Regions from separate parts of the Mus musculus genome. Here region 1 is linked to region 2. The links are chromatin loops, found by intact Hi-C in ENCODE. Cell type or tissue: left cerebral cortex. All regions are shown on one strand. Links, peaks and the distances in the headings refer to the core of each region. The heading gives the core; the rest is flanking DNA. Region 1 overlaps Ctnnd2 (catenin (cadherin associated protein), delta 2). Region 2 holds the start of Ctnnd2 (catenin (cadherin associated protein), delta 2).

Region 1 (12,331 bases), core at 2,660-10,659, 110 kb after region 2:
ATAAGAACTAGGGGATCCGAAAAATACTTGAAAAGTCCAAGGCTTATCTCAGCAGTATCTCAAGATTTTAATGCTTGTCAATAGTTCATAATCATCAGGTGAACATTCCATTTGTACCCAAAGGGACTTGTTAATGGGTCAAGACAAACTCCAGCATAGGGTTCTTTCACATGTTCTCTCTCATTGTGTTATGAGGACTCAGTTGAAGCATTCATGTTTATAGCGACTGGTCACCCACTGGAACCATGGAAACATGAGGTAATTGTTAGTGAATCCAGCTACCATCAATTATACATGTGGTCTATAAAACATTTAAGTAGTGAGTGTTGTTTCTTTATTCAGTGTTTGGGGGTATAACCCGTAACATTTGCCCTTGTGCTTAACTGTGCTGTGTACGTATCTTGTGCTTTGAAATCAAGGGAGAGTCCTGCACTCATTTGCTCTGTGTGTGCCATGGGCTTGGAAAGTAAGGTAGACTACTGCACTCACATGTGATTCCTGAATGACAGGATGGGTGAATCCCCCTCCTAAACCAGCCAACCTCTTGCCTTGCGCTGCTTGGTTCCTGGGAACCTGTGTGTTCCGGCATACTTCTAATTGACATTGTAACTACCTACCGGAATTGTTAGCAAATAATTCCCTCTAATGATAATGATTAGAATCTTAAGTACTTCTGTTTAAGAAAGGGCTTCAAAATAAAGTTCATAGGTTTTTAAAGTTTAAACATTCTAATTATATTGAAACTGAGCCTGTTTTGTGTGTGTGTGTGTGTGTGTGTGTGTGTGTGTGTGTGTGTGTGTAACCATTGCCTGTCTCCTACTGAGAGAGACATGAGCAGTGAAATTCTTGTAGTGTGTGTGGTGCCAAGTTCCTGGGGGACAATGATGAAGATAAAATTCTTAAAGGAAAGCTCACACTTGGCTTTGAATGCTCTTGTTAATGTTTTATGAGAAAGCTAGCTTTTATTTATTTAATATACTTGATTTTTGGGGGAGGGCATTTTGTTTATATACATTTCAAATGTTATCCCCTTTCCAGGGCTCCCCTCTGGAAACCCCCTATCCCACCCCCTTCCCCCTGCTTCTATGAAGATGCTCCTGCACCCACCCAACCACTCCCACCTCCCTGCCCTAGCATTCCCCTACACTGGGACAGCAAGCTTTCCCAGAACCAAGGGCTTCTCTTCTCATTGATGCCCCAGCAAGGCCATCCTCTGCTACATATGCAGTCAAAGTTGTTTTAAAATAATACTTGTTTAGAAGTTTGGCTTAACGACTTAGAAAATAAAAGCTACAAAGTAAATATGTCATGTGTTTGCATGATTTTTTCCCTTTCGCACACAAACATGCCTACTCAGTACTTATCACAAGAGTATTAGAAAACATACCTACTTCTCAGTAGTTACAAGGGTAATATATACCAAAACAATTTCTGCAAAAATAAAATCATGTATAAAATGCATCAAATAGTAAAAGTGATCTTTGTTTGAAGAAACATAAGTTACTAAAATATTTTCTCTGCTTACTTTTGATCAGTGTGTCAAAATCTTTTTTTTTTTTAAGAAAAAGTTTCACAGAGTTATGCACAAAATGTTACAAGATTTTTATCATCATCCAGGAGCAGGGGGGCAGTGGGAAATGGCTGGATTTCAGTGAAAACAAAACAACAAAAACACCCTTGCCTGTTTAAATTTGTTCTCCACTTCAAGAATCATTCCTTCAAATCCCCCACATTAGGGGTCTACAGAGGCCAACCAGTGGTTGAGAGACTCACTGCTCTTTCAGGGGACCTGAGTTTAGTTCCCCATGTTAACAACTGCCTGTAACCCCATTTCCCATGCTGTCTTGTCTTCTCAGGGTCCTGAATTCACATGGTGCACATAAATTCATGTAGACACAAATAGCACATATGCATAAATAAATACATAAAATCTTTAAAAAATATATACATCAAAGTATCACATTTTTTTCTCCACAAAACCAATTATTTTAACCTAATTTTATGCCATTTAAATCTGCATGTGGAGCCCTTTTACCTACATTTATTAGTGATAATCTAGTTAGTGTTTATATTTAAAGCATACTGTTCAATGAAAATACTGAAATAGAAACATAAGCTTACTTTTAATTGTCTGTTTGAGGAAGATATATTTTATAATTCATATGACCTGTTAATTATCTCTTCACATTCTTTGTTATTTAAATTCCAAATAAATGTTTAATATGTTAAGGGTTTACAAATAAAAGTACAGGTTAATAGAGGTTAAGCTACTCCAAGGTAGATTAGCAAGGAAAACAAAATACTGAAGAACCAGAAGTCAGCTTCAGCTATTTCACATTCAGAGAGAGCATTTACACTCATGGCAGTTTGTCCCTTCCCCTAATTTTGTAGATTAAATTCATGATCATTTGTTATTTAAACTATAAAAGACAACCACTTTCTGTGAATCACATTATTTGGCCCACTCAATAATATGTTTAATGCACAATTACTACGAGAGTTTTAGAGTAAATTATTTTTCTATTAAGTATTACTTCAGACTGTCTTTGAAAGTATAGGTGTTTATAACTGGGCAAATCCTCTATTTCTGTAAAAAAATGTCTTTATCTATATGACACTGTCACACCAATATTTGTGCATACTTAGTTATCACAAGTGCAACTGGAATAATGTATAAGAAAATAATTTCTACTAATGAGAATAACATCCAACATATTAATGTAGTAAATTAATATACTGCTTGGAAGAAACACAAATTATTAAAACATTTTCTGTTTCTACTTTTAATTTTGTTGACACATTGAGGCTGGATTCAAAGTTGAGTTTGAGAGGAAATTGCATATAAACATACATTAAACATTATGCCATTTTATGGTCACTGAGGGGGAGAGGAAACTAGTGTTATCTTTCTGTACTTTATTATTATTTCTTATTGTATTAGATTTCTGTGTTGAATACCTAGAAGCTTTGTTATAAAATAATATCATGGAGATATATAGTAGGAAGAAAATAATTAAAATTTAAACCCCAAATGGTGAACCTTAAATTTCCTAAATTCTAGCAAATATTTAGTGCTGGGCATATTTGAAAAGTTTATTATTTCTATGATTATACCTCTGAACATTTTCACATGAAATGTGATTAGTGAATTTCTATTTAAATTTTTAAGGAAGATATTCCAGAATACTCAGATGAGGGATGGAGAGTTGGTTTAAAGATTAAGAGCACTTATTGCTTCTGCAGAGGAACTGGAATCTATTCCCAACCCCTTTGTGACAACTCATCATCTGTAGCTCCAGGGCCAGGAGATCCCGTGCCCTCTTGTGACCTTTGCATATATCATACACATAAGTACAATTCAGGTAAAATACTCATACACATGAAAAATAATAAAATAATCTAAAAAATTAAGAACACCCAGTTGGAAATTTAAAAAATAAATATGTAAATTTCAAATAACTTTTATGTTTATTGTTATAATTGCCCCAACTCATTATTCTTGTCAATTTTTAGTGTGCTTAATTTATAAATAAAATTTTATATCTTATATGTAAAATAATTTTATATGTAAAATAATAATTTTACATATAAATTTATTTTATATTTTATATAAAAATTATTTTATATTACATATAACATTATTTTATAATTATATACAAAATTATTTTATATTATATAAATATATAAAATATATTAAGTATACAATATATAAACAATAAATTTTAGACAAAAAATAAAATAACACAGGTGTGAATGTATAGATGAAACAGCGCGAGTAGAGTTTGGTATGATCCTTCCTCAGTTTCACCATCCACTGATGAGTCTTGGGTTGTGTCCTCTGGGAATAACAGGATTGTAAATAGATAGGTAGAAGCAGCTCTCCCTGTCATCCATTGTGTCTACTTCCGTTGGTGGACATTAAGGTTTACAACAGAATTACAGCACCTCACATGGTATTTTGCACAATACAGCCTTGCAAATTGTGGTTAAAAGATTGAGCGACTGAATGCGCTTTTTTCCTGAAGAGTATTGTGTTTCTTTCTTTCCAATTTCATAAGGCCATGATGAGGAGAAATTGGCATAGAAGAAGATATAAAATTAATAAGTATGAGCACAATGGTGTTTGAAAGGGGATATCATTGCATTAATTTTCCATGGGGATGATAGCATGAGTTACTGAATCAAGCCTAGCAGTCATTCCTACAAGGGTTTGAACCATTGTGAAAACATGGGGTCTCCCAAGTAGAGAAGGAAACCAGAGCAAATAGGGAAAACCTATTCCAAAGGATGCTAAATTTATGTTCCATAACCCATCAGTCACTCGTTTGCTGGAAGATAGGTGGAGTAAAGTCTAATTTGGTCAATGGCTGCTGTTGACAGTTCTTGTTCCCCAAGGATGGAACGTTCTCATCTTTTAGTTCTGTTAAAAGTGGTCTTCGTGGACAAAGAAGTTTAAGTATGCTTCCAAATTTTAAATGAATTCTAAGTACTTAGCATCACAAGCAGAGATTTAGCTACAGACAACAAAGAAATCCAAAGAGAGAGACAAAGGCACAGAGCAAGACTCTTTTGCTCTGGCCAGCACTCACTGATGTAAAGCTGCTCTGATCTCTTACAGGGTGGAACACGTGTGCCCGCAGCCCAGCACCTAATTACATAGTGTCTTGCTCAGTAACCAGCTGATTGTTTTATAAGATTAGCTCAGTTTCTAAATTTTTAACAAACCAAACAATAAAATATGAATATCCACAAAGCTTGAGAACTTCGCTGGCCACATTCTCATCCCTGGCTTGTGATTAATAATAGCTTTATTGTTTGGAGAGATCCAGGATAAATGTTGCCTGCTGTATGATGGGCATAGAGTGGTTGGATGAGCATGTTCATTGCAGGCCAGCAAGGGTACAGAGGACATAAAAACATGCGTGGTGTCTTATAATAATTCTTGGTAGTGAATCTGAAATAACTATACCATGTGCATAGAAACACACGAGGTACCTTCTAATAGTTCTCACTAATAATAGTGAAATAACCATGGCATGAGCATAGGGGTTCAGTTGATCTGTTTCTCAGAAAATATCATCGTGATAGTCTAAGAATAAGCCTACTAGAAGTGAGCATTTTATAAGGAATTGTTCCTATGGGTATAGAGATTCCGTAGTATTGGCCAATCCATTGAATACAGCCCAGGTTTATTGGGGTGTCCTTTTTTAATATGCTGACCCGGGAGCTTATAACAGCAGAGAGCTTTCCTCCTATTCTAGAGGCCAGGGGTTTGAGGCCAAGGTGACAGCAGGGCTGGGCTTTTCTGAAGCTGCTTGGGTATCTGATTCATGCCTGGGTCTTAGGTTTCCATCCCGTTGGAAAAACAAAACTCCAAAGTTGTGGTGCCCAGTTCCCAATCCCAGATGGTCTTCTGCTGTCATGCTTATCTCTGCCAACAACTGTATATGATTGGGGGCTCACAGTACTCTAGTGTGAATACCCCTCAAATAATTACATCTATAAAAACCCCCTTTCAAATACAAGCACGTCCGGTTTAACTGGGGGTTAGAACGTTAACCTAGGAATGAGTCCAGTTTAATAGAGCCAGTGGAGTATGGAAAAACTAAGAAAGGAGTCAGGGATGGGTGAGGCTTTTTAGAAGGAGCGACTAGAAGAGTAGGTGGAATACTTACTGGAACGAGAAAATCGGGAAGATCAAATTAGCTCTCTGTCAGCGGCTGGGCTTTAGCATGACTGACCTTGAAGTGTCCATGTGAAGTGTATTTTGTTTGAACTGGGAGCCAGAGTATCACAAGTACTTACCAAATGATAAACCATAAACTATATATTTAATTTAAAAACTCCATTAATAACCCAATATCTCTCTGTAGAGAAAAATTACAGGAGTGATTTTGGTGAGGTAAAGTATAACTTTCAGTGACACGCATCACTAATCAAGCATGGTGTCCGATTCTTGTTTGGCAAATTTAGCTTTGTATCCCTTCGAGAGTATAGCTTATGTATTTATCCATGAGCTGGTTTACCATTTCAAGCCTTTTTGGCAAGGTTTTGTGGGCCATGAATGGGGCTCCGGGAGAAGAGCTTCCCTGAGGGGATGAGGAAGTGCAAGAAGAATAGAAGCCTTGTGAACTGCTAGAATATTCTTCCTTCAACAGGACATTGCTGTTTTATTGGTGAAAGTAACCATGGAATTTGATAATTAAAAGGACGAATGAGCAAAATTTTAGGCAACAGGAAGTGAGAATTTTTTAAAAAGCTCTGTCAAGCATGAGTGATACCTTAAACACACAATTCACTGGCCTGATGCGCTTTCTCTTTAGACCCCTGCTGTAATTGTATTTGAATGTCTACAAGTTTTCATGCCTACACAGAAGGATATAGGAAAGGGGGTGTTCAAGACTTTTCCTGTCTCTTATGCTAGGAGACCCTGAGATCTTTCTGCCAGAGTGTTCTATCATTTTATTGGTACCTTTGAATTACTTGAAAATCAAAAACTCGATATAACCATGCAAACTAATTTTCATAGTTAAAATTTGGGCTGCAGTGATTATTAGTGATGAATTTTAATAGACATATTCAGACTTTTAAAATATGTATATGAATATATTTTAGAGAAAATGGGATCCTGGTGTCTAAATCAGCATCGCCTAACGGTTTGTAAGTGTAGAACATTGCCATGATTATTATCAGTCCTTCCTGACTATGTAATTAGAGCATTGAGTTTGGCAGGAGTTCCCTCATTTAAATTGATTATCATCTGAGAATAAAAACTTCGAGACTGCATGGTCTAGTGAGGAGAAAGGAGAATTGATGGGGAGAAATTCTGGTTCCATTCCCAGATTTAGAATAGCTCCATCATATGACTTGGACATCAAGTCAATTAATTCTATTTGCGGAGTGTTAGTTGCAGCTTCCCCCTTCCTTGGCAAGCCGTCTGCATTGCCGATCCTGTTCTCTTTGCTTGCCCGGTGAGTCTGATCAGTACACACGAGTTGACTTTTCCTTACTCATTAATCAGGAAAGGGGGGTTGGACAAACAGAACTCTGAAGGACAAGCGGTGCTTTCCGAGAGTAATTTTGGATTTCTGTGTATAGGATTGAGGGAGCAGAGGGCAGACAGGAAGTTTACGTTGCCATGGCTATGTTGTGTTTTCAGGAGCAACTTTCCTAGATACACTGCAGATTATGCCTGGGTTTTACAGCCCATGGCGTTAGTTTCTATGGCATTATTCTCCACATTAGCGGGTTTGTTTAGCAGTTAGAGCACTACCCAGGGAACTGAAAACTGTCCGCTACAACAGTCGTCACTTTAGTACATGTAGGCATCGTGCCTCAAGTGGACGTGCTTTTGCCCCCTTCCATCCATAACTTTATACTTGATCTGGCTTGCACGCAGCTCAGAACCTGCTCCCGTTTTCATCCCAGTTGGGATATCATTTTGACTTCCTATCACCATTTGCTTGTTGCTGGTGGCGATACCATCTGGCTCCTTGTTTACTTCATTGACATGGTGACTCTCTGTGTCCTCTCCTGGCTCTGAGCCACACTGCCTCCCTCACTACTCCCCGAACAAAGCAAACCAATGGGCATTTCAGAATAACAGGAGTGTCTTGCCTCAGGGGTCTGGAGTCTGGGTGTTGGCAGTGCAGCGAGACATCCAGAGCCTGTAAGGGAGGATTCTTTAGTGCCTTTCGCTTCCTCTAGCAGCCTCGTAATTAGGAGATGTATCAGCAGATTCTTCCTCTAGCATCTATGTACTACTATCCTTTGAAAGCGTTAACCACTGGATGGGGTTATCTTCATCCAGGGTGATCCCATTTTATCCAGTGGCATCTGCAAACATCCTATTTCCAAAGACTGTCCTATCTGTGGATCTTGTGGAGTCAGGCAGACCCCCTTCTTCATGGAGAATGCTGGTCCACACTGTGCCCTTGCCTTCCTAGGTTGTTAATTTTAACCTAAGATTTTTCCACTCTATACTGCAAGATTGTTCCATATCTCCATCAGGGTCATGGCTCCAGTTTTTTCTCATAAGAATACCAGTAGCCTTTCTTATATGAATGTTTTGGTAACTGAATAAAATATATTCACCCTCTTCATAATACAAGCAATGCCGAGGATCAAAGGAACAAAAAGAGTCTGTGAAGGAGAACACTTGGAGTAATTCCCAAGGAAATATTAGTAGAGTGGGTGCTTTTATTGGGTGAACAACTTACCAACTTCCCAGTACATTCTCATGTGGGATGAAATTCTCAACACATGGACAGTGAGTATGTAATGCTTAATTAAGGATAGCTCTTTATGCAGTAAGTATTCAAAAGGAGTAAACTGGTAGACCAGGCTTGTGACCCAATTGACTTGGGAAGCTGATGCAAGAACGGTAGAAGTTCAGTGCCTGACTGGGCTCTAGAATAACCTCAAACATCACTTAGTCAAATTCTAGAGGCTTGTCTGGAAATGAAATATAAGTTAAAATAGGCACTGTTGCAGTTCATTAGTAGACTACTTACCTAGCATACAAGGGTGTATCTCTAGGTTCAGGAAAAGGGAAGTATGAAAGAAAGCCTTACCCAGAGAGTGTAGGATTAGAATGATCAAAGATTACATGCCACCCCCAAGTCACTTAAAGTGTATCACAGTTCACTTCAGATTACTTCAGATTATGTGTGGGTTAAAGACTGCTGCAGGGTCTCCAGCTTCTTCCTTCCTTCCTTCTTCCTTTCTTCCTTCCTTTCTTTCTTTCTTTTTATTTCATTTATTTTTTATTTTTTTAATATTTTTTGGTTTTTCGAGACAGGGTTTCTCTGTATAGCCCAGGCTGTCCTGGAACTCACTTTGTAGACCAGGCTGGCCTCGAACTCAGAAATCCGCCTGCCTCTGCCTCCCGAGTGCTGGGATTAAAGGCATGCGCCACCACGCTTTATTTATTTTTTATTAGATATTTTCTTATTTTATATTTCAAATGCTATCCCAAAAGTCCCCCATCCCCCCCCCCACTCCCCTACCCACCCACTCCTACTTCTTGGCCCTGGCATTCCCCTGTACTGAGGCATATAAAGTCTGCAAGACCAAGGGGCCTCTCTTCCCAATGATGGACGACTAGGCCATCTTCTGCTACATATGCAGCTAGAGACAGGAGCTCGGGGGGGGGGGGGGAGAACCCAGATGCCCCTTAACAGAGGAATGGATACAGAGAATGTGGTACATTTACACAATGGAGTACTGCTCAGCTATTAAAAAGAATGAATTTATGAAATTCCTAGGCACATGGATGGACCTGGAGGGTATCATCCTGAGTGAGGTAACCCCAGCTTCTTTATTGTAAGCTTAACCAATTGTGTTTGAAAAAAGTGACCTAGCAGCTGAATGTTGTTTGTATCGACTACATAAGCACTGTGTTTCATGCAGAGACCAAAACTGACAGAGAAACAAATATTTATGTTCCATTCACCAAGAAAAGCTACGGCCATCATTATTTACAGAAACACTCTGAGCCTTCCACAGCCACAGCTGTGCGAAGAGGAGAGATACCCACTTCACAGAGAACATGAAGAAGAGGCTCAGTTCATACCATAGCAGCTCTGGTCAGAACTAAACCAAAGGTTCACACTTAACTCCACATATCAAGGTCACTACCACTCACTCAGAGGCCTCTGGACTAGGGCACACTAGACTGTTCTGATGATCACCCATCATCCTAGGCAGCTCTGAGTTACTGGATGAAACAAAAGTTGTTGGAGGATGGGAGTTAGGAATGGCAAGCAAAAGAAATGATATAAGTCAACTTGAGTTAAGCCAAGAAATAATGTTTGTGAGAAATTCATTTTTATTACGTTATTTTTAAATGCAAGACTCAGCTGAATGGAGAATAAATAGTAAATAAAACTGGAGATCACTGTCTGTGTTCATCATCAGAACAAAACTCACAACAAGGTCTGAAACTAATCATAGGAAATCGAGTCAGTTTTCAGAAAGGTAAAGATGGTTCAATTTTAGAAAACTAATGGATTAAACTTAGCAGGTTAATAGTCACCAGAGACCAAGCTTTGTTTTCATTCCATATTATATCAAAAATACATTCGAGAAACTTATTATACATAGATATGTCTTAAAAATAATTATCTGACCAGAAAAATAGGCAGAATTACTTAACTTGTTAAGGTAGACCAATATAAATATTTTCAGTAGTGAAATAGTGGAAATATTTCTATTGGATTCTAGAATCATAGACATTACATAATTGACAACACTCGAGACTAAAATAGTAACCCATCCTTAGCAACAGAGGAGAAAGGATGGAAAAGCACGGGGTGTTATTAAGACTGTATAATAATACACCAAGACACCTAGAGGAACACCCTGTAGACTCCTGGAACTAACTCATGAGTGCCTTTAAATACCCAGATGAAATCCTAAAACAGAAAACCAGAAATTTGTACATAGCTCCCATAACCAGAAAATATAAAATGTAACTGTATTTGCAAAAGGGAGTAAAATGATAAGACACAGGTAAAATCCAAACATAATTATAAAAACTGTTCTAGGAGAAATTTTTTAAATTTTATTGGAGTTCATAAAGGAAACAAGAATAAATGGGTTATACCTGCTTCATGAATGGGGAGTCTTGGGACATGAGTCTTGTGTAAAAGGATTAGTCTCAATAAACATGTGATAATCAGAGATCCCAAGGTAATTCAGGGTGGCAGGAAAGACTCAAACATTAAATATTATACAGACCTGAACAAATTAATCCAAAACAATTTCAGAATATGTATGCATTGCTTATTTCCATTCTGTGTTAAACTCATTATAGTTCCATTCTGAGAACTATAATGCATCATGTCACATGTCATACAGTTCAGCCTAGCAATAGACTCACGTGAGAGCGTTTGCTCTCTGGGAGTGAAAGAAGACATTTGTAGTCAGTGCCCCTGGTACAGTGTTTGGAATCAAGTATTTGTCTACAGAAGCAAGGCAGGATTGGACTTTTAATTTCATACTGTAAATACAAATTCTAGGTTATATAGACCTGGAATTCAATGTTTTTAAGTTACAAAATGTTTTTAGGTTACTATAATTTGGTCTATGCTCAAGTTAATGGATAACATCCCTCCAACAGTTTTTACTGAAGGGACATAACTTCCTTAGCACTGTGCTGGGTAGGACCTAAGTAGATTAATTGAGGTGCAATGTATAGGAATAGCTTTAATATCCAGACAGGGAAAGTCTTGAGACTTGAATAAAATATGTACTTCTCTATATCTATATATTCTATCTATCTATCCATCCGTCCTCCATCTGTCTATCTGACCATCTGTCCATAACTAGAAATGTTTGTGATCAGGAACATATAAATTATAACATATGTATACATTTAATTGACTTAGTTTTGAAATCCTATAAAAATGTTATGAAATGAAATTTTTCATGAGAGAAATCTCTTGGGTTTTAACTGCTCCACAAACAGGAATCTTGAAGGATAATATTTTGCGCATAAATAACGACTGTGCACCTTTTTAGAAATCAGCCTTCTATGTGCCCTGTGCACACACATACCCATTTATTTTCAGTTTCAAGTAAAATCACTTAAACATGTTGTCAACAGGAAACACAAATATCCTCACCTCCCCAAAACTGTGCCTGTATCTCACTTTTCTTATTGGACCTTTGAGAATAGCCATGTAAATAGTCTGCCTAGTAGTAATCCTTCCTAATGTATCTTCAGCCTAGAATCTAGATTACCAAGGCATGTACGTAAACACAGCTGACACACATAACCTGTCTTAATTAAGTGCTAGAAGTAAGTCTGACGATTTCTAAGATAATTAGTAAAATACTATCCAGTAACTCTTCTTAATTTAAAAACATAGATGCTCAAAGGCTCTACTGAGAAGCAAAAGTAAATATTCTAAGGGCCTCAGCACAAGAACCTCTGCTAACACAAGGAGGATCAGCCTAGTCCTGAATGGGGCCCCTGGGTTAAGGCTCATGTGTAGTGTGTAACTAGTTCCTCGGTTAACTGGTTAAAGTGCAGTAAATAAATCACAAGTTAGAGCTGCTGCTTTTCCCTTATCTGTACCCTGTGATTTATGTTCATTTTTAAAACACTTTCCCTGAGTTCATATTGAACATGAAGACATTTAGAATGTCTTGATTGTTCACAGATGGTTCGATGTCAGTGTATAGCTGCATAACAATTATGCTTGGCTGTATTTGACTGGAGCATTATTTAATGATATTGCTTGAACAGTTTCTGCTCCATTTATCCTGGGGATTGTATAAGAATATCATTCTTTAAATTTGGAACCATTATAGATGTTGATACAAT
Region 2 (12,331 bases), core at 2,386-10,385:
GTTGGTTACTCCCACAAGCTTTGGGCCCCCGATGCACTGTGTATCTTGCAGGTACATCATTACTGCGTATCAAAGACTATCTAGCTGTGTTGGTGTTTACTTTGTCCAATGGTAGCAGAGGGAGCACATTCCATTACTTTAAATACTGCATAGTAGAGATGAAGTCTCCAGCTAGGTACTAGCTTGACTTCTTCATGTTTAATGAGTTATATAGATGTCTCCATCAGCAATAGAGCCTAACTGTAAGTTTGAGGAAAGCAACTAAGAGCCTTGGCAATAGCCTGGGTTGTTTGGGCATTCTAAAGGGGGCTCTTGGGCCAACAACTTGGTTAGATGTAACTCATTCCTTCCTGGCACTGGAAGCTTCATTTGGTGACAAGAGATGGACAGTTAGGGCAATTTCACTTCAATTGTCTTCCTAAATTGGTTTTTAAAGTAAATTTATACTGTTATATATTTCAATATCACCCCTCAAAATGTCCCTCAGTTTTAGCTGGGCCTGTCTTCTTCTTCCCTCCACTTACCAATTTGATTCTCTTATTCCTGCCCCACGCTCATGCATCCACAACTGTCTACTTTATTTATTTTCCTTAGGGAAATACATCCCTCCTCCCTACTCTCTTGCTGTCTACCTAACCTCTGTGGCTATATGGCAATGAATTAACTACTGACATCCAGATATAAATAAATACATTCCATGTTTATCGGTGTCTAGGTTACCTTACTCAGTATGAGTTGTTCCTTGTTCAACCCATTTATCTGTGTCTTCCATTATGTAAATGCACCACATTTTCCTTACCAATTCATTTGTTGATGGACATCTTGGTTTTTTCTAATTTCCGGTTATAAGTGAATAGAACAGCAATGAGCATGGTAGCGCAGTGCCCCTGCAGTAGGGTGAAGAGTCCTTTGGATTTATGTCCAGGAGTAGCTCAGCGGGATCTTTGAGGAAAATTGGTTCCCATCTTCCTGAGCAACTGCCACACTGATTGCCATGGTGGGTGTACAAAGATGTGCTACCATCAGCAAGGGAGGAGTGTTCCACTTCACTCTACATCCTGACCAGCATGGGTGGTCAGATGTTTTATTGTTCTTAGTTGTTCTGACAGGTGTAAGCTAGCATCTCAAGGTAGTTTTAATTGTCCTCTTCCTGCCACCATGCCTTCACTGCTGCACCAGGCACTCTAACCCCTTGGAACCATAAGCCCACATAAATCCTTCCTTCTGTAAGTTGCCTTGGTCATGGTGTATTATCACAGCAAGAGTGACCACCACAGGCTATGCTCCAGCATCCAGGAGAGCTTCTTCTCCAGCCTCATCTCTGCAATATGATGTATTTTCGTAAATGTAGCGAAGTCATCCATTTCTGTTGGCCTAGACCCCTGATCCACAGTCCATTTCTGATGATTGGTGTGTGTCCTTTTCTACATCTACCAGGCCACATAGAATTCAGAGATTTCAGAACAAACCGTGACCTCGATACCTGTGAGGGACTTTATTATACCCCTCACTGAGCCCCGAGTCTTTCTGTCAGTATAAGACCTGACTTCATTGTATATCAGAAGAACTCAGCTCTTACCGAATACGACCTCTCCTGGTTTTGTGTTAGGACTTCAGGCACTATTTATTCCCCATGCTACCTGCAGGGGTATAATTGACAATGGACCCATACGCTCAGACCTTTGAACACTTGGACTCCACTTGGTGGCTGCTTGGGAAGGATAAGGAAGTGTGGAGTTGCTGCAGGACACGGGGTGAGGATGAGCATGTTTTCAATCATAAGTTCTGCTGGATCTCCCCCTCGGATGCTTTCTTCTATTCTTATTCAATAACCCTAGTTTATAGTCATAGGGAATTCATCATCTGCTCTATTGTTCCTTATTGATTCTATAAACTTATCCCAGTAGTAACCACAGTAGATACTCAATAAGCATTTTCTGAATGAACAAATAGAAGAATGAAAGAATGTTCCCATCATATGAGCTTTAGTGTAATAAGAGAGTCTACTCAGAGTGCAAAGTTTTTAATCAAATGACCCTGGCCCTGCTCTTTGCAAGTGTGGCTAAGGGAGATTAGTTAATCGCTTCTTTCTTTCTTTCTTTCTTTCTTTGTTTCTTTCTTTCTTTCTTTCTTTCTTTCTTTCTTTCTTCCTTCCTTCCTTCCTTCCTTCCTTCCTTCCTTCCTTCCTTCCCCCCTCCCTCCCTCCCTCCCTCCCTCCCTCCCTCCTTCCTTCCTCCCTTCCCCCCCTCTCTCTTTCTTTCGCAGTATCATTCTAAAGTAACATGCTGTATCTTTTATGCTTGTTATTAATAATATTCATCATATAAGTCAGATGTCATATTACACAGATGGGTTACTGTTACAGAAACTTCATTGTAGAATTTAAATAATGGTATTTTAAAAAAGATTTATTCTAATCATTTATATGTCTATATGTATCTGCATGAGAATACAGTACATGTGGAGGTTAGAAGCAGGTGTCCAATCTTTTAAACGAGTTATAGGTGGTTGTACACTGTCTCACATGGGTGCTGGAGCCAAAGTTAGATCCTTTCCAGGAGCAGTATGTGGTTTTAACCTCTGAGACATTGCTCCTGCCTATAAATTACAAATTTTAAGAAATTACCACAACTATTGGTACTTAAATACAGGACAGAAATAAAATTGTTGACATCTAGTTATACTTCTAAATTTCAACAAACATCAACAGGTAATACATTTTAAAAATGTCAAACCACCATTTCCTAGTTAAATTTCATTATCTTGATATTTTACCAATAAAGAGATTTTCTTCTAAAGTCAACACAATCTGAACTCTAAAACTTGACATATGACTTTACAAAATGTGTTTCATTAATACATTTTATTCTCAAAACTTAAGCCAAACTTCCATGTAAAAATGTTTGCTTCATATTTTAAGTTGATTTTGAAAAATCAAGAGAAACGTGTTGCTTTGAGATGTGATTTCTACACTGCGTTGCTCTAATGATGTGCAAACAGACGAGGGACAATAACGATTTGCCATGTAGCATTCATTGATCAATATAATTCGAAACCACCAGAATAACAATTTTCTGGACTCAGAGTGGATGTGTGAATTTAGGATTCTGCTCCTCACTGGAACTGTCAGAAGCAGCAAGCAAAAGATGGCAGCAGCGAGTCGTCCGAAGGCTCAGCACCACACAGGAACACTTCACCCTAGTTTTCACATTATCTAATTGTGAACTTAATAATATCTCCAGTTACAAATAAATCTGGAAGGACAGAAATCATAAATGTTTCAACGAAGTGCATCAAAGAGTAAATGAAATCCTTGTTGTTTAGGGCATGTCTGCTTCTTAAAGATCCCACACCTACCACAAGAAGTTCTTCAGGGACTGATCATGGGTGTTGCCATAGCGATCAATAAATCAATGGGAATTTTGCGATTTCTCATAAAGCAAAGCAAACAACTTTTCTCTCATACTGGATCTTTTTGGATATAAACATATGTATATGCTATAAGGATAGGATCTGTGCACCTACTACGATATCTGATTTTGTCTTAGTCTCTTCCCTGTCCCCACTGACTTACTGACTCCTTAAAATTCATAAGGAGAAAAACAGGGATCCAGAGAGATGGCTCAGTAATTGTGCTTGTTCTGCAAGTTTGAGAACCTGAGTTCAGGACCCCCATAGAATGACTGGTGAGGCCATGTAACACACCTGTAAATCAAGTCTTGAGGGGACCTGGAGACTGGAGGTTTTGGGGGGCTTGTTAGCCTCTAAGTTCACAGGTTCAGTGGAAGACCAAGTCTTAAAGAATAAAGCCAAGAGGGACAGAAAAGAACATTATTGAGTTCTCCCTGGTCTCCGGGCATCAGCACACATATTCACATAGACCACATGCCTCACATACATACATACACGTATCTCTCACACATGCTAGCACATACAAATCACACAAGTACAAACAGAAACAGACACACAGAGGCTAAGCGCATCTTTTATTATGTAACACACACACACACACACACACACACACACACACACACACGAGATGTGACAGCTGGTGTGCCTTACAAGCCCCAAATTCCAGATTCAACTGAAGCTGATGTGGGAAAAAAAAAAACAAAAAAACAAAAAAACAAAAAACCAAACCTGCAAATGACCACATATCTTCCCTCACAGGAATCAGGCTATGTTAATGTCACACCAGCTTCGAAGGAGAACCTACACTGGAGAACAACTTTTGGGAGTGAGACTGAGCCTACTAGAGGTAGATGGAATGACTGACGGTGCACATTTCCCTGTTGTGAACAGTCATTACTCAATCTCTTGTCTGTTCCTTTACATATTTAGTCTGCTTAACTTTTCTTTCCACTTGCCTCAGCCTTTCACTAACTCCAGAGAATAATAGAGGCTATCTCAGATTTAATGCAAGCATTTTGACCTTGTTGGATAATCTCTTGCAAACTGAATAGAAATGTCCCTGAGATTACTGAAGCTGGAACCCCTCTTATTACAAGTTCGGGGTTCCTGGTCCATTTATCTGTGTCTCAGAAAATGGCTCTGGGAAAGAGTAGGGTGGGGTGGGCTGGCTTCAAAGTAAGGATCTTTGGTGGAATAATTATGGGACGTATTTGTCCTGCATGTGACTGACAGACTTTGCAGCCACACAGGGACATAGATGAAGGTCCTGAGGGCCTGCCTGCCTTGGAACTTGGCATGGGTTTCGTTTTCCAACAAGACTTTTCATAGTGTGACTTTGCTTGCTAGATTTAGCACTCTGTGTTGCCTAATGACTGACTAACTGAGAGACATTCGGAAATCTCAGTTGGAAATGGAGCAAGCTTCACAGACTCCACCGCGGTCAGTGGAGGAGGAGCAAAGTTTTCATTTTAGCACGGGACAATGGAAGAGAAGAGGAAAACAGTCGTGGAGGTGTCCAAGAAGACAACTGGGTGAGACGTGACAGGAAGACGAAGAGAATTCATTAAAGCTCTAGATCCAGCAAGGGTCTTCCTTGTAGGAAGTTTACTCATATTCCAGATTTTAAAACCAGACTGAGTTTGCATAAAGCATAATCAGAGCAGGAGGTGGTGGAGATGGGGCCCCAACACTACGAAAGAACCTTTCACAGACGTCATGCGTTCTTTGCTTTGGAACCCTAGAATCTACAAGAACATCCACCCCCATCCACTAGCTTTCATGGCTGGCCCGGTGCTCTCCTTAACTCACAAGCTACTCTAAAACCCCTCAATCGCTGCCCCTTTGCAGACCAACATCTGCCCCGCAGAATCAACTCTCCGCGTAGGCTCTATCTCGGGTGCTGTCTGTTCCCGGGGATGCGCGGCCCTCTCCCAACCTGAGCCGCCTCCTCCCATCTCTGCTGCTGTTGCTGCCGCCGCGAAAACCAGAAGTGGAATTCGCGTGGCGAGGCGCCGCGCTCTCTCGGCGGCACTGGGCATGCTCCGCACCCGGGGCAGGTTTCGGTGGTGGGGCGGACGCTCGCTCGCTCACTAGCCAAGCGCCGGAGCCGGCCGCCGCGGCTGAGCCGGAGGCTGAGCTGCGGCGCGCGGCGGGAGGAGCCTCGCTCTCGGCGGCGGCGGCGGCGGCGGCGACACAGGTGGCGCGGGCGGCGCGCAGGGCGCAGCTCGAGAGCGCTCGGCGCCGGGCGCCAGGGCGGCCCAGGCTCGCGCCCGCGGCGGCAACCGGCCGAGCGGAGCGGCGGGCGCGGCGGCTCGGTAGCCCGGCCCGAGCCCGGGGAGCCCCGCGGAACCCTGAGCATCCCGCGGCGCCCGCCGAGTCGGGCAGGGGGCGCTACGCTCGCCGCGCTCGGAGGGGCGGCCGGGCCGGGCGCTGCGCACTCGCGTCGGGAGCCGCCTCTCGCCTGCCGCGCTCGCCCCTGCTCCCCGCCAGCATCACTTGTCCCGCGGCCGCGCTCCGACAACAAAAGCGGAGGATGCTGCAGCTGGGCAAGGTCAGGACCTTGCTCTGAAGCCGGGCGGCGGCGCGCACGCCTTTCCCCCGACTGAGGAGCTGTCTTTGGCGGCGGGTGCATGTTCGCCAGGAAGCAGTCGGGCGCCGCGCCGTTCGGTGAGTTGCCTTAGCTGAGCTGCTGGAGCCGGGCGCATCCTCCGGGCGTCGTCCTCTTGCTCACCGCCGGTGGGGGTTGGTCCTCCGCTTCCAGCGGGGCTAGGGGTGGCGGCGGGCGGCAGTGGGGTGCTGTCTGCCCCGGGGGAGGACCGCGATCCTACCGGCTCCCCTCTTGGAAGGCGGCTCTCCCCGCAACGGGGTCCGGGGTCAGTGTCTTTCTTGGAGCGGTTACCAAGTGGCTTCTCCGCGTGCTCCCCTCCCTGCCACCCCTCTACCTCGGAGGACGCGTATATAGGGCAACACCGACTGCTCCCCGCCACCCTCCAGAGCAACCCGGTTGCATTCATGACGTCCCTAATATACCGGAGAAGACGGGGTGGGGGCGGGGAAGACTTCCTTCCAGTCTTTTGCCCTTATGTTCAATGTCATTACGATGTTTGGCTAGAACAAAATGGAAAGACTTAGTCATATGCGTCCATGGCCGTTTCTTCAGTCTCCCGCTGCTCGCCAGACCCAGACCCCTTTGGTCTATATTTAGCGTTTCCGAGGAAGCATTTTCAGAGGGATTCACAGGCTTCCGGGGGCTTCTCTGTCCTGACAATAGATAGCGAGGCTCTGGAAAGCGCTGCCTGACAGCCAGGTTTGGCAAGGGTGCTTGTGCATGGGAGATAGGCGTAGCGATATTTGGGTGATTCGTAATTAATGGCTGAAAGCAAAGCTGCGTTTCGCTCCCCCCTTCCTCTTCTTCTTGTGTGTAATGTGTTTTCATCGATTGATACTCAGCATGTTGAGCCACTCTGTTCAGAGTAAAGTCTCTAGGAAGGAGGTGCAACCTCCTCGGTCGGAGGGTGGGGGTCGGAAAACAGACTTGGGGGCTTAGAGGGATGTGCATCTCTGTATTTTCCACAAGGAGCCACTTATTTCTCAAATACCCAAAGTTGCGTTTTCACTGTAAACACCGGGGTAATGAAGGGTGTGGAAGAAGAGGATAATAGAGGGGGAGGCTGTGCTTGCAAGGGGTTTGTATTTCCCTCATTTGAACTGATCTGCTGTGCTTCAACTCTGCAAGGCTGTATACGTATGCATGCCTAATGTTCTCTAAGAGATATGTTGGCTTAGAAAAGAGATATGTAATGAGCAAAAATCAGGCCCGATAAGCATGACGGACAGTTCACTTTTAGGAACTGTGTGACTGATATTTAAGACGCCGAGAATTTTCTGCATTGACTTCCATGAAAATGGGGAGGTGTTGCCCCTGCCCATGAGTTACCTCATTTTGCACACTTCCACTGGTGGTAGTTCAGTTGATGTGCCCGCTGGTGAGCATGTATCAACATAATTGGAAGGCTCCCCAGCCCCGCTACTAAAATCCAGTGGAAGATTGTTTGATATGACTCCTTTTGGATTGCCAACGTAGAACAGTGCATGATTTGGGGGATCTGATATATGGGAGGTATGGCCAATAGAGGCAAGAATCCTCGTGTATGGAATAGCTGCTTTCAACAGCCAGATGCCTCTTCCTTTAGTGATTCTCTGTGCCAAGCAGAATCCATTGTTAATGTTGAATAGTATCCGTACTGGTCTGTGGGTTACAAGGTCCAAAGCTTGAATGAAGATGGGCTATGCTTGGAATTAGTTGTTGGAATATAGAAGGACTGTAATTTTACTAATAACAAGCGAGCGTGGGAAAAGCACCGCCGGAGGCTACTCTGCTTGGCTTAAGGGAACGCTGCGATTCCTTTGCCAACACTGCTGTAGTTTCACCTTTATTCACATTCAGGCAACTTTACAGGAGCGCTTTGAGCACACTCTTGGAGCCCTTGCATTATATCAATGTAAAATTTCTTTCAGAAGCATGCCTTAGATGAAGGAGGTGTACTTTCCCCTTTCCTTTCCTTTCCTTTCCTTTCCTTTCCTTTCCTTTCCTTTCCTTTCCTTTCCTTTCCTTTCCTTTCCTTTCCTTTCCTTGAGTCTAGTGTTTCAGTTTTAACCATGATTCTTACAGACGAGTTGACAACACTGTGTGCCTGTGTGTGCCTCCAGAGAGCAGCTGCTGGGCGTGAGAAAAACTCCATGGCTTCTGCATGAGACTTTTATGCTATATTGTGGGTTGAAAATGATAGTACCTGACTGAATGGCAGTTTTAGCAAGTGCATGAGGTTGGTGCTCTAATGAAATTGTCCTAGTCTTGTGCAAAGGGGTTATTTAACTGTGTGTGTGTGTGTGTGTGTGTGTGTGTGCACTTGTAAAACCAAATCACCATAGATGTCATTAATGTTTGCATTGTTTGTCATAAAAGTCATGCGCAGTCAAATGACAGTGTTACTAGCTACCACACATCTTTCGCAATACAATAGAATCACCAATTCTTCCTCCCATTTGGTGGATCATCACAGAGAAGGAAAATGAAATTCAGAAAGTATTAGTTGGGAAAGGCAAATGGAAGTTTCGTTAAATATTTTCTAAGTAAAATACCACTTTCATAATGGACTGTAAGAGTGAAAAATGAATTTTACTTTGTGCATGTAATTGAATGTGAATTGCCTCTTCCCAAAATGTAACTTTGCTGGCGGGCATGCACATGGAATTGTTGAAGAGTTCTGCACAGTTTTGATTTGTTTTTGTTTTTTGTTTTTTGTTTTTTAAATATATTTGCAGGTTCTCTTTCATAAAGGAAAACCATTACTTTTAAATTTGAAATGACCTCTAGCAGTTTGTTTATAAAACTGTGTATTCTTTGTGTGGACCAGTACATCTAGTTGTAAAAGCCAACTGGAGCCAGCCTAAAATATGTTTATATTTCCAACTTCCCCAGAATGCTCCCCCCCCATTATGAATAGAATATAACACACCCTTTGTAGTGTTTCTCTTTGGGAATGTTGCTGTCAAGTTAAAGGAAAGTGACACATGTGTCACTCTTGGTGACATAATTTTCACTTTGAAAAGATTCCACATAGCTGGACATATTTAAACTCAAATTCAAACTATGAATAAAATTCAATCAGGCACGTTGCAGTTAGTTTTTAAGCCAATTTGTTAAAGGTGTTGCATAATATTGTTCTGCTAACTTACTTACAGGTAAGTAAACTTTAAAATCCAAATTATCCCAGTGACTTATTAATAAGTAATAAGCCATATTACTGTCCATATTCCAAAGATAAAGTCCTTTGATGGATATATGAGCTGTCTATTGTTGCGTGTGAAAAGTTGATTTCAGAAAAACAGTTCACGATTCTTGTTGTTAGCTTCAAGTTTGTCTGACTACATGCCAAACTCGCAGCATTTTATATGACTATAAAATATTAAACATGGCATACATAAATAGTTTCCATCACATTGTCTGCCAACCCAGCCTACTGATTAATAAACTGCCTGGTTAGTTTTAATGAATCCAATTACATTCACAAACAGTACCTCCAACACAGGAAACACATAGGAATATTTTATCATCCTATGATCTTAGTCCATTAAATTAAATTAAAATACTCATAAAAGGTGGGATGATGATGGTGATTCTAGTTCTTCACCTTTTAATCACATGGCAGTTGAGGTGACTTCAAGGTTTGTATCTTGGTTAATTGATTTGTAGGAAATGGTACATCAACATTAAGATATTGAAGTTATACTCTCTCTTTCTCTCTCTCTATCTCTATATATGTATGTGTACATATACATATACATATATGTATATGTATACATATACATGTATACATATATGCATGTGTATATGTACACATATGTATATGTATACATATATATGTATATGAACACACACACACACACACACACACATCTATATAGACAGGTTACAAACAGTAACCAGATAAGTGAGACAGTAGTTCCTAAAACTCCTGTCTTAAACATGCATTCACCCATTTATTACCCTAATCAGGTTGTGTGCTGAATGCTAAACTTATTTTTATATGTTTATATATGTTTATATGTGTGTGTGCATGTATGTGTATATACATGTTGCAATATATTCCACTATTTTAAATTCATATAGCAATCACACACAGGTTGTAGGAAATGGCCCAGTTTTTTTTCTATATATTTGTGGTATTCTATAAAAGCTTTTGGAAAAGTAAATTTCAAAAAAAGGTAAATTTCAATAATGTAATGCTGTCTTCGTGTTCTCCAATGTGTGAGCCACTTATAATGTAGTTCTTAGTGAATGCCAATTCTTGTCTCTTAGCTCTTTTCCCTTGGCCATTTATGTGACCATCAAAACCAGCTTATTAAACTGTAAGTTGGGTACAGTAATGTAGAATATTTCAAAATGTTGGTTTGAATATAGAGTATGTGACTACCTGGCTTGCAAACTTATGCTTACTAATTAAGACATATGTTATTAATTGAATTATTAACATTGATTCCCATGCCCTCTGATAATAGGCATTATTGTAAGATTATTTTTATATAGATAGACCATTGTAATATTATATGTTGTAGATTGGCATCAAAATGACAATTTTTCTATCTCAAAATATGTAATTCCTTTATGTATTGAAATATATAACCATTAAGGTAAATGAAATTAAGTTCTATCTCCCAGCACCATTTCTTTCAACACGTGTTATATCCCAGTAGTGAGAAATCTCAAGACTTTGCTATTCTTTATTATTGTTATGTCAGCCTCCTGATTAAGATCAAATTTTCTACAAAGATTAATGTTGTACAGTGAGTAAACTGTTTAATCAGCACCACTCTGTGAGGTCAGATCTGAAACAGCTGCTCAGGGTAAAAGCAGAGAGCTCAGTGCTCACCAGAAAATCATTGCAAGGGAAGAAAAGGAAGCGTAAGCAGCAAAAAGTGTATGGATAGGAGACGACTTCCTCCAAATGATGTCATCAGAAAGAGAACTGAAGTGCGCACTGGTGCCTTGCTGAACTTCAGATGTCATTTCCACGGATTCGCTCCTCCAGGGAGCTACAGTGAGAACAGGCGTGTGAGCCGTGTCAGCTCTTCCAGGTTTGATCTCCTTGGGTATCCCTGAGTTCTCCCAAGTTGGTGTAGCTGTTACCTTCTGTGGCATATGTTATCTGGTCACCACACTCTGATGTTTCCTAGACTTTGTTACAGAAAATGACCCCTGTGACAGTAGACTAATTTATCTTCAGTCAAGGAAGAGTTTTGACAATCAACATAGTTATTTATATTCAAATTTATGTTTTGTTGTGGGAACTGCCAATTATGTTTTCAGAGTAAAATGAATGTTATAGCAAGAGGTGTCAGCTTGTTTTTTTGAGCAAAGTAAACAGGTGAGCCAATTATATGTGGTTAAGTCAGTATGGGTGTGTGTGTGTCAAAAAGTTCCACAAATTGTGAATGACATGAGTATCCAACTTTCTGAAAGCAATGGTTCATAGCATTAGGTCAAGGGGAACTGTTAGTTATGCCATTGAAATGACTAAGTATGGTTATCCAACATAGGTAAGGGCCAGGGTTTTCTCATTAGTATTGTTTTATTTGTTTAATAATTGTAGCAACACGAACTGACCTTAGAAATTAGACTTAAAAGATGTATGTTGGTTACCATACATCTATGAACATGATACATATCACTTCTGTTGGTTCAGGAGACTCTTCATGTCTACCAAAATACCTTCTATCATTTAAACACATAACATCATTAGTAGAGAATATTTATAGTTTATTTTAAAATTATGAAATGCAGAGAATTAATATGGATTAGTAATGTCTTTAAGGAGCGAAATAAATATCCCTACCCTGACTTCTAAGCAGGTTGGGAAACTGGAAGGAGAAAAGATAATAAAGAAATTCCATCCAAGGACTAAACATAGCTTTATGTGACAACTGAGTGACATCTCAGGTCCTTGGTCCATCATCTGTCTTCCTCGAGTTGGTAGATCCCAGTCTTGCTCTCTGCAGACAAGGTTATCTCCAGGGGAAGAAAGAAGCAGCCAGGCAACCTGTTCCTGTATTCTTCAGAGGCTGAGGAAGTGAAAGGTTGGACAGAGGCCAGAAGTGTTTCATTAATTAAGTTCCCCTCACCTGGAAAGAAGCATCAGAAGTAATAAAGAAGTGTTCCCTCTTGGCATGACCTAAAAGGATTCTGCATTGTAGAGTTCAGAACATAGAAGCATTCACAACATTTCATTTAGTAGTTGAGTTCTTTGAATATTTCATTCTGTTTTGTCACTATCTGAGGAATTGTCAGGGGAGTGCCTACTGCCCTGGCTGATTTATAGTGAGGATGATCCATGCAATTCAACTGAGTTATGAATGGCTA

What was found. A loop is a pair of places that touch in the nucleus more often than their neighbours do. Peaks named below come from ENCODE experiments on the same cell type or tissue, not always from the same donor. Only the 100,000 strongest peaks of a DNase experiment are listed, where the experiment ranks them.
Region 1: it touches region 2 in a loop (6-fold over the local background); 4 of 42 quality-filtered maps call a loop at or near these places.

Annotation. Positions count from the first base shown.
Region 1 is chr15:30,278,892-30,291,222 of GRCm38, forward strand. The region is part of intron 1 of Ctnnd2 (catenin (cadherin associated protein), delta 2); the gene reads left to right. Among named protein-coding and RNA genes, the nearest start is that of Gm31953, 110 kb to the left of the region's middle. In left cerebral cortex, for the core only: no CTCF peak of the experiment used is centred there; a DNase peak (open chromatin) is centred at 6,872; H3K4me3 peaks cover 787 bases.
Region 2 is chr15:30,167,086-30,179,416 of GRCm38, forward strand. Ctnnd2 (catenin (cadherin associated protein), delta 2) reads left to right here and starts at 5,449. Exons shown (of 23, transcript NM_008729.3): 1 at 5,449-6,078. The coding sequence starts at 6,042. It overlaps Gm31953 (a long non-coding RNA gene), which reads left to right and starts at 6,085. Exons shown (of 2, transcript XR_875097.3): 1 at 6,085-6,718. In left cerebral cortex, for the core only: CTCF peaks have their summits at 3,149, 5,824 and 6,030; DNase peaks (open chromatin) are centred at 3,145, 4,917, 5,424, 6,079 and 5 more places; H3K4me3 peaks cover 3,396 bases; H3K27ac peaks cover 2,403 bases.